Regions from separate parts of the Mus musculus genome. Here region 2 is linked to region 1. The links are chromatin contacts, found by POLR2A ChIA-PET in ENCODE. All regions are on one chromosome and are shown on one strand. The core of a region is the stretch at or near the end of the contact, and the rest is flanking DNA. Distances in the headings are between cores, read along the strand shown. Region 1 holds the start of Rpl27a (ribosomal protein L27A). Region 2 overlaps Denn2b (DENN domain containing 2B).

The links. ChIA-PET counts read pairs that join two places held with the same protein, here RNA polymerase II (POLR2A).
Region 2: POLR2A ChIA-PET joins it to region 1 with 13 read pairs in embryonic stem cell. The contact joins the enhancer-like site here to the promoter of Rpl27a in region 1. POLR2A ChIA-PET finds 5 or more read pairs at or near these places in 4 of 5 experiments (Patski and embryonic stem cell).

The regions. Positions count from the first base shown.
Region 1 is chr7:109,515,819-109,521,417 of GRCm38, forward strand. Rpl27a (ribosomal protein L27A) reads left to right here and starts at 3,377. Exons shown (of 5, transcript NM_011975.3): 1 at 3,377-3,404; 2 at 3,767-3,830; 3 at 4,100-4,175; 4 at 4,650-4,824. The coding sequence starts at 3,402. Snora3 (small nucleolar RNA, H/ACA box 3) reads left to right here and starts at 4,314; the gene lies at 4,314-4,433. It overlaps LOC115485611 (a small nucleolar RNA gene), which reads left to right and starts at 5,462; the gene lies at 5,462-5,591. It also overlaps a transcript of Trim66 not described here.
Region 2 is chr7:109,558,967-109,564,565 of GRCm38, forward strand. The region is part of intron 2 of Denn2b (DENN domain containing 2B); the gene reads right to left. Among named protein-coding and RNA genes, the nearest start is that of Snora3, 42 kb to the left of the region's middle. Within about 2 kb of position 3,032, at least 1 of the 3 ENCODE cell types and tissues checked has a DNase peak (open chromatin) inside an H3K27ac peak, as active enhancers do.

The DNA.
Region 1 (5,599 bases), core at 2,127-4,626:
CCCCTCATGGTGTATTTTTGTCCCATTACATGTGTACACACACACATATATATATAATGTATATACATTTAGAAACACTTGTAGACTAAATATGGACTTCCAAGTTTTTGTACTTCTCACTATGTAGCCTTGGTTGGCCCCAAATGCATAAAGATCCACCTGGTCTTGCCTCCCCAGTACTTGGACTAAAGACCTGTGGTATGACAGGCCAGTAGTCTCCTTTTAGAAGGAGAGCAACATAAGTTTTCCTAATATCCAATTAAAGATGAAGAGCAAGAAGATAAGGCATGGGGCTGGAGAGATGCCTTGGTGCTTAGGAGAACTGGCTGCCCTTCATCCAGAGGACCCAAGTTCACTTGTCAGTGACCTCGCTGGGTGGCTCACACACCTGTAACTCCAGAGGACCCAACATCATCTGACTTCTCAACAGCACACATACATATAAATGAAAATATATCCCTTAAAAAAAAAAAAGGAAGAAGGCCGGGCAGTGGTGGCACACGCCTTTAATCCCAGCACTTGGGAGACAGAGGCAGGCGGATTTCTGAGTTTGAGGCCAGCCTGGTCTACAGAGTGATTTCCAGGACAGCCAGGGCTACACAGAGAAACCCTGTCATGAAAAAATAAAAAAGAAGAAGGAGAAGGAGAAGGAGAAGAAGACAGGTCTGGAAGTGGTCATACTTCCAAGAACAGCTGCTGTCTGAAGTCCTAAGGAAAATCAGGAACCCTGAGAAAAAAAGGAAAGAGGCCAGCAGGGCACTCTTTCAGAAGATAGTGTGTTGCCAGGACCAGAGGAGAGATCTGAGATTTACCTGCCTCCCCAGGCAGCCACTGCCTGGCACCATCTCTCTTTGCCTCATTCCACAAGTGTTGTCTGAGCTCTGAACCTCCAAAGTAAGTAGCTCAAATGCCTGCGATGTCACAAGGCTGTGATATACTTCATGGAATTGTCACAAAGAACAGTTCTCATGTATCACGTTCAAGGTCGTGGTCAGTGGGGAGGGAGAGGTGACCTAATGTCTTAACATATGGCTACTATTATTCAACTTTTCAGATAAAGAACTGAGCCTTCTCTGTTTTGTCAGGGCTGATAGACCTGAAGAAGCTAACTTTGCTGAACGAGCACAGGAACCATGAATCAATGGGCTGGTTGCCTAATGAGGAAGAAATGGAGCTGTCTAGAAAACCACAGCTGGACAAATTCCCCAAACACTCCCTCTACTCTAGAGATCAAACTGTCACTAAGACTACTGGGTAAGGTTCAGCCAGGTGTCCCGAGGAGAGGATGTAGCTCATCTATAACCAAAGCACTTGGCAAACTATTCAGAAACAGGATTCTAGTTCTGCTCTTTGCCCTGACTTGATACTTGCTCCAGGTCCCATTAAAATTCACTTAATGTTACCCTCTATTCCCAAGGCTCTTCCTAGCTAGCTTTCCTCCATTGATAGATCACGTCCCTAATGGTAATTTCTAAGTAATTTGGCTCATTCCTTGAACATATGGGACAGCAGCAGATCTCTTCTTAAATTTTGATCCCAACTCTCAAACCTCTCTTTCTGCTAGACTTAGGCAGTATATGATTAATGCCTGTGAGATGAAGGAGAGATGAAGATCAGAGTATTGTGAGGTCAAAAGGGAGTGGTCACTGAGACTAAAAACGGGGAATCTGGAGAGGGAAGGGGAAGGCTAGGTCCAGGCTCTGTACCCTACCAACTTTATAACCTAGGACAAGTCACCCAGTTCTGTGTCTTTTGTCTCATGAAAAAATGAAGCTAGATTTTGTAAAGTTCAAGGCGCTCTGAGGATGTTGGGGGTCTTACCATTGTGGCCTGGAGTGCTATTGGAAGTAGTAGAATACTAAGGTAGTTCCTCTATTCTTTAGAGTTCAGAAAGAGTTGGTCATGAGGGTACATGCTTAAAATCTCAGAACATGGGAAGCTAAGACTGGAGGATCAAAAGGTTAAGGTTAGGGAAATCAAGAGTGGTACTGGGATACTAGCAGTGAAGGCATGGGTAGTTCTAATATTTGTCCTTATAACAGAAAATGGTAGTCCTCAGCCCTCAAAGAAAGCTCTCTTTGCAACAGGCAGAAAGAAACTGATATAGAAAGCTATAACCAATCAAAATGCAGAGGTGTGAAGTCCAGTCCCACTGGATAAATCTGTAAAACAACCCCTCCACCTAAGGCGAGGGAAAGACTGTAAGAGCCAGAGATCAGAGGCTTTACTGTGAAATTGTGTGTCCTAGGAGTGTAAGAAGCCACACCCATAGTATCACCAACAGGACTGCCTGAATAGGAGCTGAACAAGGACAGCCATAGATATGCTATTACAGCCCACACGAGAAAGTTCGAGACCATCATGCCTAGCCAATCGATTAGGAGTGTAACTCCAGCAGTCAGGAGGTACAAGGCCAGCCTTGGCTTCAGAGTAAGACCCTGTCTCAAAACAAATACAAGATCTTGAGGAAATGGTGTGGCTAAAGTCAAACTGCCCAGATTGTAATGGACTAAACACCGAGCAAGAAGCTAGCAGACAGACAGGATTTGCCCACTCTGCTTTCTGAGAGTTTTGACTAGAATATTCTTTAGTTTAACGGATCAAGTAAGAAACAATAAAACAGATTAAGGGGTTAGAATCTTGTGCACAAGTGTACCACTTTTGTTAGCAAGCAGGCTACACGCCAGGAACTCATGGATTTAAAAGGAAAACAAGCAAAATTGCCCAGTCCTGAACCCTTAGAGAATCTGGGCTCTATCGGGAAGAAAAATGTAACTTGGCAATTAGAAGTTACAAGTGTGATAGTTCGAGTAAACAAGTAACAAAACAGGTCCAAGAAGGTCGACACGGAAAATACTTGTATGAGGAGCACGCTGGGCTGGGAACCTCGGGTCCAGGGGAGTAAAAGCATACCAGCCAGAGTCTGGAGAAAATTCAAATGTGATGTTTATACAAAATAGTTACAGAATCTAGATCCCTGAAGCACAGAAGGCTGTTCAAATTTGGCAGGACATGAAGAGAGGACCAGAGCAAAAGAGAAGGGCAGTGTCCCTTTAAGGGACGTCAGAGGCCCTGCGGAAGTCTTGCCGATGCTCTGAGCCACCGCCATTGCTGCCCGGAGACAAAAACCAACCGCACCAGAAAAGAACAGTGCACTCCGACGATGACCGGCCGCAGCGGCGCTCGACTAGGGAGGAGCTACCGGGGCTTCCGGGGGCGGGCGCCACCGGTTCACCCCGCCCATCCACACGGAAAGGAAGAGGCGGGCGCCGGGAGCCGTGACGTCAGGAGCCCTTCCCGAAGCCGGCCTCCTGGCCGGAAATGAAGCATTGGTCCCGCCCCCGCGCCTGCTACCTCGCGAGACTTCGTGAGCTCCTCCCTTTTCCCTTTCTGCCACCGCCATGGTAGGTCTTCTCTTGGCCTCCGCTCCATCGCGGAGGGTCGGGGCTCTGCTTCCCAGCCTTTCAGCTGCTTGCTATGGTCCTAGTGGGTCTCCATGGCTGGGCGTAGCCTGCGGGGCGGGATGACCCACTCGGGTGTGGGGCGAGGAACGTGGGGCCGCGTGTTCCGACCAGAGCTGGGATCGCGTGGACGTGCGGGCCCGGGCGGCTGAGCACGCTCTGAGTCCCGGCCTCGGCTTAGCCGGTGCTCCAGAAGGCAAGTCCTCGTGTGCAGGCCTGATCCGGGCAGGCAGGCATTGCTGCCCTCTCCCCGGTCTCCCCATCCTCTAAGCAGGCCTAACCACTTTGCTGTTTTTCCCACGCAGCCATCCAGACTGAGGAAGACCCGGAAACTCCGGGGCCACGTGAGCCACGGCCACGGCCGCATCGGTAAGTGTGCGCCTCCTCGGCGTTTGGCCTTTGGAGTTTTGTTGGAAAGTAGACATCCGTGGGTGGAAGGAAACACTTGCAGTTCCCCTACTTTATGTTGGTAGCGGGGTGAGAGTTAAACACATGCCGCTGGGATGTGAAATGCCGTAAATGTTCCTTCTATCCCCGAGTCTTGATAAATCGGGCTTAGAAACGGATGGTAAACTGAGAGCAGGAATAAGGGCATGTGAGCAGCTATAAGTCACACAAGTTGCTTTGTGTGCCGACAGGTAAGCACCGCAAGCACCCAGGCGGCCGCGGGAATGCTGGAGGCATGCACCACCACAGGATCAACTTTGACAAATAGTGAGTGTTTTGGAAGTGGGGGCTGAAGGGGTGAGTTAGGACGGTGTCTCCCTGGAAACGGGCTTCTTACCATTTGGTATGGCTAGCTTTAGCAAGTAAACGCTGCACTTGAACTGAGGGGACCTGTCCGAGGCTAGAGTCACGCTCAGGTATTGCTTGTTGCCTTAGTGTGCTTAAGTCCTCGAAGAATAACTGCTGACCTTATTCACTGGCTGTGTGGACTTTCTGGCACAGTCAGTCACCAGGTTAGTGACATATGTCAAGTTAACCCATTCAAAGTTACGTTGCACCCTATTTAGGGAATCCTTTAAGGAGTGGGGGTGCTACTGAGTGACCTGACTTTTAGTTCAAAAATTGTATCTGGTGCCTGCTGTGTCAATGTTTACAGTAGTGAACACTTACACTCACTAGGAGACAACTACAAAGATAAGTTTTCTCAGTGAGGCTCTGAAGATGGTTGCCTTCCCTCCCCAGTCACCCAGGTTACTTTGGGAAAGTTGGTATGCGGCATTACCACTTGAAGAGGAACCAGAGCTTCTGCCCAACAGTCAACCTGGATAAACTGTGGACATTGGTCAGCGAGCAGACACGGGTCAATGCGGCAAAAAACAAGACTGGAGTTGCTCCCATCATTGATGTTGTTCGATCAGTGAGTGAACTGACTTGCCATTCGTTTTAAAAGATTTTATGTATATGAGAACACTCTTCAGAGAAAAACAACAGAAAAGGGCATCGGATCCCATTATGTATGGATGGTTGTGAGCTACCATGTGGTTGCTGGGAATTGAACACAGGCTCTCTGGAAGTCCAGTCAGTACTTAGAGCTGAGCCATCTCTCCAGCAGCCTGCCTTGTCACTCTTAATGGGACCTTTAATACACGGTCTTATTTGAAAGCCAAACCTATATATACATTTGGCCATTACCTATTAGAAAATTTTAGTAGAATTGTTGCAGGTGATTGAATTGGTCACATGCTAATAACTCTTCCTCTGCTTGGTTCCCACTTGTTTCCATTTCTAACAGGTTTGCTTTTTGAGGTATATAGTTGGTCCAGAATGGTCTTAAGGCACATCCTGGCTTTTTTTTTTTTTTTTGCAGGTTAAAGTGTTCATTATTTAAGGCCCTATATTGTTAAAAGTACCCCCATCCCCCCCCCCCCCAAAAAAAAAACCACACCAGCCTAAGTGCAGAGACCCAAACCACAGGGAGGCTTTCATGGGCCCATCATTCCTAACCTACTATATTTAGTAGGGTGTAACTGGTCAGGAGTGGGGGGGGGTGTTTGGCCGAGGCTAGAGTCACATCCTGACATGGTGCTTGTCCTGGTGTGCTACAGTTCTCGGAGAGAATCGCTGGTCTTGATTCATTGGTAGGGGCCTTCAGTGTCCCTTCTAGTGCCCAGATCAGAAACATGGCCTATCTG
Region 2 (5,599 bases), core at 1,782-4,281, 43 kb after region 1:
ACCCAGATGCAGAACTACTTGTTTTCTCTTCATATCCAGATCCAAGATTACACATACATTCATCCATAACACATGTACTATGGGGGTCACGAAACTAGAAAAAGGACTCTGAAAGTAAAAGAAGAGGTTTAGGGTAGAAAGAAAGGGTGATAGAAAACATGTATGTATTCAAAGTCTGTAATCAAATTATATGTTAATTTTAAAACTTTTTAATGGAGAAATTAAAAAAAAACCCAACAACAACCAGTAAACAGTAACTTCTTCCACCAAACATAGCTCACCAGAAACCTCCATGGCCCTGGACACAGCCCAGTCTAGAACACAATATTTATAAGGATCAGGGGACTTCTCTGCTAGAGATCTTGTCTAAGGCATGTGGCCTGTATCTATAAAGCCCTGTATGAATGTTAAGCAAGAATGAGAGGAAAAGGTAGAGGTGAGTGAGCTTACTGAAGAGAGCTATGAGCGGGCATCCTCCCAGTGCATTTTCTGGTGTCTACTATGATAATCACTGTCAACCCTTGAGAACTCTTCTTAAACAGTATTAGCTCAACGGTGGTAGGAATTTGCTAACAGTGAACCCACAGAAGGTTTGACTGATCAAAAACTGGGCTGTACAGCTTCACAGCCTCCAAAGTGTCATGCCATCTCTAGGACAGCAGCCAGCTGCTCCTGAGCCAGTGGCTGTCACCACTTGCTCACATACAAAACTGGAGCTCTGGTGAGTCACGGATTGGCTGACAATTCCCTGTTAGGCCACAGCCTTTACTGACCCGACCAACAGAAAACCTCGTATGCTTAAGTTGTTTTTAAAAGGGCAAGTCAAACAAGAGCCACCCGCACACATACACAGGCACAGACGAGAGAACTGTAGTGCACAGCCAAGCTCATGAACAAAGAGCCTGCTCAGCGAGTAAGTGGGAAGAGACACCTCAGCTCTCTGTAGCAGGCACTGGCAGAGCAGTGAGCTTAAGGAGACCCCAGCCTATGCACAATGGTCAGGAGTCCCTAGTCTCTCTTCTTTTATAAAGGCACAGATTAAAAAGGGGGGATTAATCCGGGCCCCTATAAAGATAAGTCACTGGGTTCCACAGAGGACTCTGTTCTGGTGATTCTCAGTGGAGATAGGGGAAGTGCCGCCACAGGTCGCTGCTCCCAGGTTAGGGGCAGGCTCAGAAGAATCTCCATTTCCCACAGAAGGCTTAAAGAAAGATACAACACTGTGGACAGATGTCTGGATGCTTGAATCTTTGTAAAAGGGGTCTACACATCAGGTAGCATCCCTGGCATAAGATAACACTCAGCCTTGATCTTCTGGTTCATTTTGTTGTCTTTTATCCCTAAACAGATTGAGAGAGAAAGTAAGGCAATTCCTTGCCTGTCAGGTGAGAGAAAATGATGACTAAGCTAACCAGTACCTGGATCCAGAGGTACTCACAAGGGCAAACCCTTCTTTGGTGTCTGGTCTCCCACTCCGGTGCTTTCATTCTCTAGACACACTGCAACTAGTGGCCCCTTGGTTCCAATTCAGAGGTTAGCAGGCAGCTCCCTAGTGACTCCGTGTGCATCTATACACACCTCAAGCGTGAGGCACAGCTTGGCTCTTCACTCACACAGTATACTCTATAGCAGGTACACTCCAGGCACTATTGTAGGCATTCAGACTCAGCAGAGAGCAGAAAGACAATGCCTACCACCTTCTCTTTCTTTTTCTGTGTGTGCCACCTAACAGAGTTGGCTTTCCTTGGCCATCCATCCGAGCTATCCCTATGCCATTCTGTGCTTCCTTATCTCTGGTTTTACCATTATAGATAATGAAGGGCCAAAAGGTCTATGTTTCTCTCCTCCTCCTCTTCCTCCTCCTCCTCACATCCGGATCCATCCTGCTCCCCAACACACCTACTACTCCATCCCATCAATCCTGCTCCCCACACCTCTCACAGCCCCTACCCCCATTCCCATTGCTGCTGATACTTCCTCTGTTCAGATCTTTTCTTCCCACCAGGACTGAAAACATTCTCTTGATTTCCCTTTGCCTTAGTCTGAACCTTGTTCTAGTCCATCTTCTCATCTTGCTGAAATCCCCTAGTATCTGCAGACTAAAAGCAAGGCTGACAGGGTCCCCATGATTTGGTTTTTACTCACACTGTATATCCTTCCACACCAATCCTGCATTCCAGCCAAAGTTACGTCAAGCCTCTAGATTTCTTTAACGCTACTCGCTTCACCCAGGTGGATCTGGCCAATTTTTAATCCCTCCACTGTGGCTAGAAAAATATCTATTATGATATAATACTTACAAGGGTATCCAACCTTGACATTACAACGTGATGTCATTTATAAATATACTAGGCCACATTCGTAAGTATCCTGGGATATATGTGGATCATAAGCTGCAGGCTAGACATGTCTATATCAGACTGTTTACCAACATATCTCCTTAACTAGTCACAAATAGACTTATTTGAAAGTATGACACTGTCCTATTAGATCTTGTTATCCCCTGCACCTAAATGTAATAATCTTTTATAGTGAGTAAGTGATTGAATGAATGAATGAACGAATGAATGAAAAGATAAGCAGTGAAAACCTTGGTTTCCTTTATGCCTGCTCTAGCCTTTGTCTATAAATGTCCCTGATAAACACAGAAAGATATACAAAACATCGAGTGTACTACTAAGGCTGTCAGTCCAAATCCCTCCCCCACACAGCAACAACTGAATAGCAGACCAACCGCCTAGACATCTGAATCTGGTTCTGTCAAGTTCCTTGTTTTGCTTACTGCAGGTCACCTATATTCTCTAAATCTTGAGTTCTTTATAAAACATTTTTTCTAATTATCTCCAGGCACCAATTATATGACTAAGATGGTATCAAGTTATGAAAATGAACACTATGAATAATTCCCAAACATCAAGAGAAGTACAGACAAAAGCAAATACAAAGCCACTAATACACACCCACGATGTTGCTCTTTGACAGCTTACTGTGTTCTCAGTCCCAGAGCCTGCCCTGGGGAGGCAGCCACTGTGGAGCTGGGTACCTTACGTGCCACGGCTTGTCAGCGGCAGCCAGTTCTATTGCTTGACACGGACACAGATGCCAACACCATGGCAAACAACTTGCCAAAATAAACATTTTCAGGAGACAGGGAGTTAGAAAAACAGATAAAAGCAAAGGGGGTGGGGGAATGTACACAGGAAATCGAAAAGAATGTAAGAATATAAACACACATGCATGGAGATAAATATTTAAGACAAGTAAGTCATTTTTTTTTAAAGTGTATGAACTGAGGTATGGAAATAGAACATATTTAAAGAGAAAGCAATGTGTGTGTATGCTTCCACACATGCAGACAGAAGTTGTGCTTTAAAATGCAAACTAGTCCCTTTGTTGCAAATGTAACCCAGCCCTAGTGTGGGCCCTCTTTCCTTCCTTCTTTTGCTTTCGTTCTCTTTTTCCTCCTTTCTCTCTCCTGAGGACAGGGTCTCCTGTGTGCCTGGCTGACCCTGAACTCCCTATGTGGTTGAGGTTGACCTTCAATTCCTGATCCCCCGACTCTGCTTCCAAGTGCTTGGATTACAGGCATGCACAGCTGATTCTCTTAACGGCAGGAAGCATTTGTGTCAAAAAATGCCCTACATATTACTACGTACACCCAGAACTTTTTTGGAGAAGGCTGCCAGTGCACTTCTAAACTCTGCTCCCTTGAAGTTGCAGGTAGACTTGGAGTGGGGGAGATTGAGGGGATAGCCAGAGGGACTACTATAAGAAAGGAAAAGGTCACATTGGAAGGAAGCATTTGGGAGAAAGTCCTAGGTGCCACGTCCTATCAGAGGCATCAGGATGTGTTGTGAACACTAGAAAGTGAGCCTTCTTTGGGGGGAGGGGCCACTCAATTGGTGTTCAGTGTGCTTCAAACGAAACGGCCTTGGAGTTAGGCATTAACCATTCTAAGGCTGCTCATCCGAGATGGGCTATTGCCTCCCCGAGTAGGAGCATTCTCCTACAACTCAATGATGGCCTCAACTCTGGGAATGGCATTCTCAGTGTGACCCCTGTACTGTGAACACAGGAAGAAAAAAAAGGAGGAACATAGCCTGAGTCCTATCAGCAAGACGAGTATTTTGTTTCTTGGCCTAAAAGCTCAAAAACTTCCATTGACAACCCACTCTAAAAGAGTTCCAATAGAGAGGTAAGCATGGGGTAACATATTGGCTTTACTGCTGGTCAATCTCAAATGATTAAGAACCCTTAAGGATACAGAAAGCCTCAGGCCTCCATTGAAGCTACAAGCAGGCCGTGGTCTACAGAGACTTACAAGAAATCTAAGAAAGAGGTTGCTGTGGGTCTATGAGTAAACTCTCCTTTTTACTCCCACAAAACACATCTGAGCCCTATCTGTGCCCCACTTGGTCTTGGAAGGAAGGCAGGAAGTTTTTAAAGGAAGTTCATGAGTTTGAACTGAAAAGAGCAGATGACACTACACAATGGAAAGACGACTTTGCATCTCTGAAATACAATGAAGCAGACTGAGGAAATTAATCATCTGTAAGAATGAGATACTTCTTATTTTATACATGTGTGTGTTCATGTGTGCTTGTGTGCAGAGGTCCAGAGGACAATTTGCAGGAGTTATTTCTCTCCTTCCACCATGCGGGGCCCAGGAATGATTAAACTCAGGTCATTCAGCTCTGAGCTTGCGGCAAGTTCCTTTTCTCTCTGAGGACCCTTGCTGGCCAGAATGAGCTACCTTTTCATATAAAAGTATAGGTAAGGTAACTTGTATGCATTCTGTCATATCCCCTGCCCACTGCCTTCTCTCAGCACACTCCACCCCCTCTGAACCCCTTCTGCCTTACAAGTTACCCTCCTACTTTCATTAAAAAAAATCCACTGAGGTTAATTAGGGCTGTCTGCATCAGCATGGGTATAGGATTATTTATAGGAGCATGGGTTACACAGCAGAAGAAAAATAACTCCCTACCCCAGCTGCCACCAACTACCATAGCTCCTAGGGGAGTGGGGACTCCTGAGCGCCACCCTTTCCATGATGCGGTGTTAATAGCTCAGGGCAGGGAACCACAGATGATGTGAGCTCCTGAGTGCAATGGCCACTCACGTCTAGAAGACAGCATTTCCCAGTGCTGCTTCTGGTCCTCTAGCTCTTACATATTTTCCACCCACTCCTACACTATGTTCCTTGAGCCTTCGAGGAAGTAATAAAGTGGGCCACTTAGGGCTGACCACACAATGAGCTTTTTTTTTTTAAGCTACTAAGACCTGGTAGTACATGCTTTTAATCCCAGCACCAGGAAGGCAAAGGCAGGCAGATCCCTGTAAGTTCCAGGATGTCCAGGTCTACAGAGTGTGTTCCAGGATGGCCAGGGCTAGACAGAGAAACCCTGTCTCAAACAAACAAACAAACAAACAAACAAACACAGTTTTTGCTTTAAAAAAAGGTAATTTAGAGGGCAGAATCAAAAGGCCAAGGGGCTGAGGTAGAAATAAGATGCCCAGGCAACAGGACAAGATCTAATCAAGGAATCACAACAGGAATGGCCACAGCAACTCTTATGAGAAAGAAAGCATGTAAATG